Regions from separate parts of the Homo sapiens genome. Here region 2 is linked to region 1. A link is a loop called in an ENCODE intact Hi-C map of the cell type or tissue named here. Cell type or tissue: Calu3. All regions are shown on one strand. Each heading gives the region's core, and the rest is flanking DNA. Links, peaks and the distances in the headings are about the cores only.

The links. A loop is a pair of places that touch in the nucleus more often than their neighbours do. Peaks named below come from ENCODE experiments on the same cell type or tissue, not always from the same donor. Only the 100,000 strongest peaks of a DNase experiment are listed, where the experiment ranks them.
Region 2: it touches region 1 in a loop (3-fold over the local background); 20 of 110 quality-filtered maps call a loop at or near these places.

What each region holds. Positions count from the first base shown.
Region 1 is chr15:32,854,809-32,857,730 of GRCh38, forward strand. It overlaps FMN1 (formin 1), which reads right to left. Exons shown (of 21, transcript NM_001277313.2): 17 at 2,207-2,299. Among named protein-coding and RNA genes, the nearest start is that of GREM1-AS1, 140 kb to the left of the region's middle. RefSeq lists an enhancer at 1,972-2,870. In Calu3, for the core only: no CTCF peak of the experiment used is centred there; a DNase peak (open chromatin) is centred at 1,293.
Region 2 is chr15:32,933,858-32,936,779 of GRCh38, forward strand. All of the region lies in intron 9 of FMN1 (formin 1), which reads right to left. Among named protein-coding and RNA genes, the nearest start is that of GREM1-AS1, 220 kb to the left of the region's middle. In Calu3, for the core only: no CTCF peak of the experiment used is centred there; no DNase peak of the experiment used is centred there.

The sequences.
Region 1 (2,922 bases), core at 182-2,681:
GAGGCTGAGGCAGAAGAATTGCTTGAACCCGGGAGGTGGAGGTTGCAGTGAGCCGAGATCGCACCACTGCACTCCAGCCTGGGCAATGAGGGTAAAACTCCACCTCAAAAAAAAAAACAAAAAACAAACAAAAAAAAGAGCTCGTTGTATTCAATTATAGATCTTTTCCCATTAAGATATTCCTTGGGACAGAGTGTAGGAGTATACAATTAATCTTAGTACTCTTGGTCTCTAACATAGAGCCTAACCTATAGCAGGCTCAGAATAAATCTTTGAATACACATTAAAAGGTGAACTAAGCTAGAGAGTACTGGCTATCTGGGTTCCACACTGGAATTACGTGGAGAGTAAAAAAAAAAAAAAAAAAAAAAAAAGAAAAAAGAAAGAAAATCTGATGCCTGGCCCCACCCTGAGAGATGCTGATGATGGGTCTAGAGTTGGGCCCGGGTATCAAGATTTTAAAAAATCTCCTAAGTGATTCTAGTATGCAAGAGAGTTGAGAACCACTGTTTTAGGACTTTCTTAGAACAGCTTCCTATGGCCATACCTTTACTTCCCTGTCATAAGATCCAGTTTCCCTCATATAAATTCCCTTTCTCTGAATAGACCAGAATTGTCTTGGGAGCCCTAGTAGAGAAGAGGCTAACACATTATCCCAAATGGGGATTTGCAAATTGCTTTTCCAAGGTACCAAAGAAGATTCTCAAGGTTTTAAATCTATTCATATTTATGTCTTTTCAACAAAAAGAATAAAATTCACAATATAAGCTGGCTGCTTTGCAGACGCAGGATTCTAAGAGCATTACAGCATGCAGGTAAATAGTACCCTGACATGCACATGGCAAAATTTTCTAGAAATAGAATAGCAATTAAAAATAAAGATGGAATCCAAGTACAAATGAGCCTCATTTCAAGTTAATTCTGCATATGTAAAAAGCAGATACTATTAACTGGGGTCAGCAAAGGGAAGTAGTTCATGGTTTTCTTCAGGCTACTTAGGTTATATTTACACAGTATAATTATACAGCAATGCATTTTTTGATAAGTCACTTATAAAATCCATCTCCTATAGTCACATAGCACACAAGTATTGGTATCTTTGCTCTCAAGATGGTACTTTGTCTGACAGCATTTCTTCCATCATATATGAGGTTCTGTAATGGCTGAGAGAGAAATCTGACTTCTCCTACTTCAATACAGACAACCTTTCATCATGGAGAAGGGAGCAATGGTCTCTGCACCAAGGGAACAGCAGCTGGAATGGAGTTCCTCTGACTCATAGACTGAGAATTTCCCTGCTGATTCTCAAGCTGGTTTGGCCACACTTTATGCATTCACCCTGCTTAACAGTCTTTTGTTGATGGTGTGGTAACAAGTGGCCTTACTCAGTAATAGAAAAAGCATGTTGAGATATCCCCCAAAGGCTCCTATGTGTGTTTCCTCTAGCTTTCCAGCAGGGAAAAAAGCTGCCTGCAACAACCCCACACTTATTTTTGTTTTACATCTTAAGTTAAATTTGAGAAATTAGAATAGGAATTATCTAAAAGACATGATACTTCCATGTTCACTAACCCTGATAAACAGAAGTTCCCTACTCATGCCAAAACTGTGAAGGAAGGAAATCTGTTAAGATTTCAAAGAAAGTGTGGAGTCTCATGCATACCAGCACATCACTTTCACTGACTAACCCCCAGAGGGCTGATAGGTAGCAAGTGATTGATGGGTGACATTCACTTGGCCCTAATTTTCCTATCTGAAAAGGAATGGAAAATATAACACAAGTTTCCAAGTTGCTACACTCATAAAACCAGGAGGGTGATCACCATCCACCTGTCCAGGTTGACCACAAATGTGAAATGCATGACCACATCTGCCTTACATGTATGTCATTTGTCAGTAAACACGGGCTAAGGAATTCCTTGAGCCCCATGAAGAGACAAAAAAGTTTGTCCTCAGAGAATTTACAAAAGCCAGAGTAACATTCAAGAATTTAAAATATTAAACTGGATTTGAAAGGTGATATGAAAGCTACAGGACAACTTTATCTACCGTGAGTATGTAACCACCATGGAAAGATGGGCTAATGAAATCACCAGAGCTGCCTGTGGTCAGCCAGGATGCCAGGGGCCGTGGGCCTCAGAGAAAGATTCATGGAATGAAGGATGTTTCAGGGCCACGTGTATGTGCGGCTGACAAAGCTTCCTACCTTTTTGGAAGAACTCCTCTAGTTTGTCCTTGAAAGGCTGGAGATACTCCTTTGGGGACTCCTTGCACACCACCACCATCTGTTTCTCACTTGCTGTGAAGAGAAATTTAGAATTAGACTTAGGAACACAGATTTGCTGAGCTCCTGCTATGGGCCAGGTACTGTGCTATGCACTTGGCTATCAATTGTGCACACTCCTTGTCAACCACTGTTGGTCCAAATTCCAGGATTGGGGGGCAGGGGGAACAAAACCCAGAAATAATAAACAAACCAACAAAAATAATTAGTTCATTCTACACCACTCTTGAGGAACAGGGCAATGTACAATCCTTCCATTTTTCTTCTAGAGATCCAGAAAAGTCTCTGACCTGGGATAGGTAAAGTATTCTGCTTGTGTTCTCCCAAAGATAAAGAGAGGCAAAAACTACTTGAGGATTAGTCTCACGAAATTAAGGGCCTCAGCCCTCCTCAGATTCACACTCCAAAAGTAGAGCTTGAAAAATATATTGCAGAAATTCTCAGGCACCCAAGTTGTCTAGAACTACCAACCTAGTGATTGGCCAGGGTGACACACGCATCCCAACATGAGAACTAAGACCAGGTCGGGGAGGACCCTGTCAGTTCTTCATGCTTCCCGTTCACCTACCCTTCCTTTTAATCCTCTACTAACACAAGGGAAATAATTTTACATAATTTACTTCAGATAGACTATCTAA
Region 2 (2,922 bases), core at 132-2,631, 79 kb after region 1:
CTTTCAGCCTGTGTCCTTGAGTCTAAAATGACTATTATAGACAGCATATAGTTCCATCTTTTTTTATCCATTTAGCAATTTTATGTCTTTTGACTGAGAAATTTTCTCTATTTGCATTTAAAGTAATTACTGAGAGGCAAGAACTTATTATTGCTAATTTGTTCATTGTTTTGTAGCTTTTGTAGTTTTGTCTTTTTCTATATTGATGACTTTTGTGTTTTGTTTCTTACAGTGACTTGCTTTGATTCTTTTCTTTTTGTTGTTGTATCTCCTATAGGCATTTTCTTTGTTGTTACTATGAGACTTACATAAAACATTTTATAGGTATAATAATCTATTTTAAGCTAATTTCAATCACATATACAAATTCTACTCTTACTTCTCCACTCCCACACTTCATGTAATTGATATAACAAATTATATTTTTTCTATTGTGTATCCATTAACGTATTTTTATAATTATATTTGTTTTTAATATCTGGCAGACATAAATTCTATACCAGAGTTAAAAGTGATTTATCCGCATCATTATAGTATTCTGTATTTATCTGTATATATACCTTTATCTACAAGCTTTGCGCTTTCATATGCTTTTGTGTTGCTATGTCATGCCCTTTTCATTTCAACTTTAAAGGCTTTCCTGTATCATTTCTTGTAAGTCTAGTGGTCATGAACACCCTACACTTTTATTTATCTACGAACATCTATTTCTCTTTTGTTTCTGAAAGACAATTTTTTTCCTTTTTTTTTTTTTTTTTTGGGTGGGGAGGACTGAGTCTCACTCTGTCACCCAGGCTGGAGTGCAATGGCGCAATCTTGGCTCACTGCAACCTCCACCTCCCAGGTTCAAGCGATTCTCCTGCCTCAGCCTCCCAAGTAGCTGAGATTATAGGCGTCCCCTGCCATGCTGGGCTAATTTTTGTATTTTTAATATAGGTGGGGTTTCACCATGTGGGCCAGGCTGGTCTCAAACTCCTGACCTCAGGTGATCCACCCGCCTCGGCCTCTCAAAGGGCTAGAATTACAGGCATGAGCCACTGTATCTGGCCAAAAGACAATTTTTCTTTTTCTTTTTTTTTTTTTGAGACACAGTCTTGCTCTGTCGCCCAGACAGAGTGCAATGGCATGATCTCCACTCACTGCAACCTCTGCCTCCTGAGTTCAAGCGATTCTCCTCCCTCAGCCTCCTGAGTACCTGAGATTACAGGCACGCACCACCATGCCTGGCTAATTTTTTGTATTTTTAGTAGAGATGGGGTTTCACCATGTTGGGAAGGCTGGTCTCAAACTCCTGACCTTGTGAGTCACCTGCCTTACCCTTCCAAAGTGCTGGGATTACAGGCGTGAGCCACTGCACCCAGCCGATAGACAGTTTTTCTAGATATAGTTTTCTTACTTGGTAATTTTCTTTCATTGCTTTGAATATATTACCCTATATCCTTCTGGTCTGCAAGTTCATGCTGAGAAATCTTCTGATAGTCTTGTTGGGGTGCCCTTATATGAGTTGCTTTTCACCTCCTGCTTTCAAAATTCTCTTTTTTGTCTTTAACTTTTGACAGTTTGATTATAATGTGCTCAGTGTGGTCTTTTGAGTTCTTGTAATCGGGATCCATCGGGATTCTTCAATCTGAATGTTTATTTCTTCCGCCAGATATCTGACCATTATTTCTTCCAATATACTTTCCTCCCTTCCTACCTTCTCCTTCTGTAACTGTCACAATGTGTCTATTGATCTGCTTGACGGTGTTCCATACATCCCTTAGACTTTCTTTACTCTTTTTTTTTTTTGAGACGGAGTCTTGCTCTGTCACCCAGGCTGGAGTGCAATGGCGTGATCTTGGCTCACTGTAACCTCTGCCTCCCAGATTCAAGCGATTCGCCTGCCTCAGCCTGCTGAATAGCTGGGATTACAGGCGTGCGCCACCCCACACAGCTAATTTTTGTTCTTTTAGTAGAGATGAGGTTTCACCACGTTGGGCATGCTGGTCTTGAACTCCTGACCTCGTGATCTGCCCACCTCAGCCTCCCAAAGTGCTGGGATTACAGGCGTGAGCCACCGGCACCTAGCCTCCTCTTCGTTTTTTTCTTTTTGCTCCTCTAAATGGATCATTTCAAACGACCTCTCTTTATCTGATTCCTCCTTCTGCTTCATTAAGTCTGCTACTGAACCCCACTAGTGAGCTTTTAAATTTGGTTATTGTATTCTTTAGCCCCAATATTTGTTTGGTTCTTCATAATATTTTCTATTTCTTTGTTGATACTGTCATTTTGTTCATGTATCTTTTTCCTGAGCTCACTGAACATCTTTATGACATTTATTTTGAATTATTTGTCAAGTAATTCATATACATCTGTGTCTTTAGGATTGGTTTGATTTCTTTTGTTCCACTGGTTGGTCCATGCTCCCCTGTTTCTTTGTGTGCTTTGTTACTTTGTGTTGGGATGTGAAAAAGAAGTCACCATTCTCATTCTTTACAGACTGATTTCATACAGTGAAAGACCTTTGCCAATCAGCCCAGCTAGTGTCTCTGGGGGATTTTCAAGCCTTTTTCTGTGGATAAATATTCTCTGGACTTACGTATGTGAATTCCCAATTAGAGGGATTTTGGTTTTTCAGGAGCTCATAATCCCTGCTCTCTCTAGTGTCTGTCTATGGTACTGCAGTTTCTCTGGAGGTATAAGCTGTCCAGCTCCTTTTTGTTCTCATCTGCCCCCAAACATCTAGAGTATGTCAAGTCCCATGAACACACAGAGTCAAAGAAGGAAAAGGAGAAAGGAGAAAAGAGGAGGGGGAGTGGGAGGAAGAGGAGAAGGAGGAGGAGAAAGAAGGAAGGAAGGAGAAGAAAGAAGGAAAGGAAGGAAGGAGAAGAAGAAGAAAAGAAGATGGGTGAAGATGAAGAAGAGCAAGAGGAGGAGGAAGCA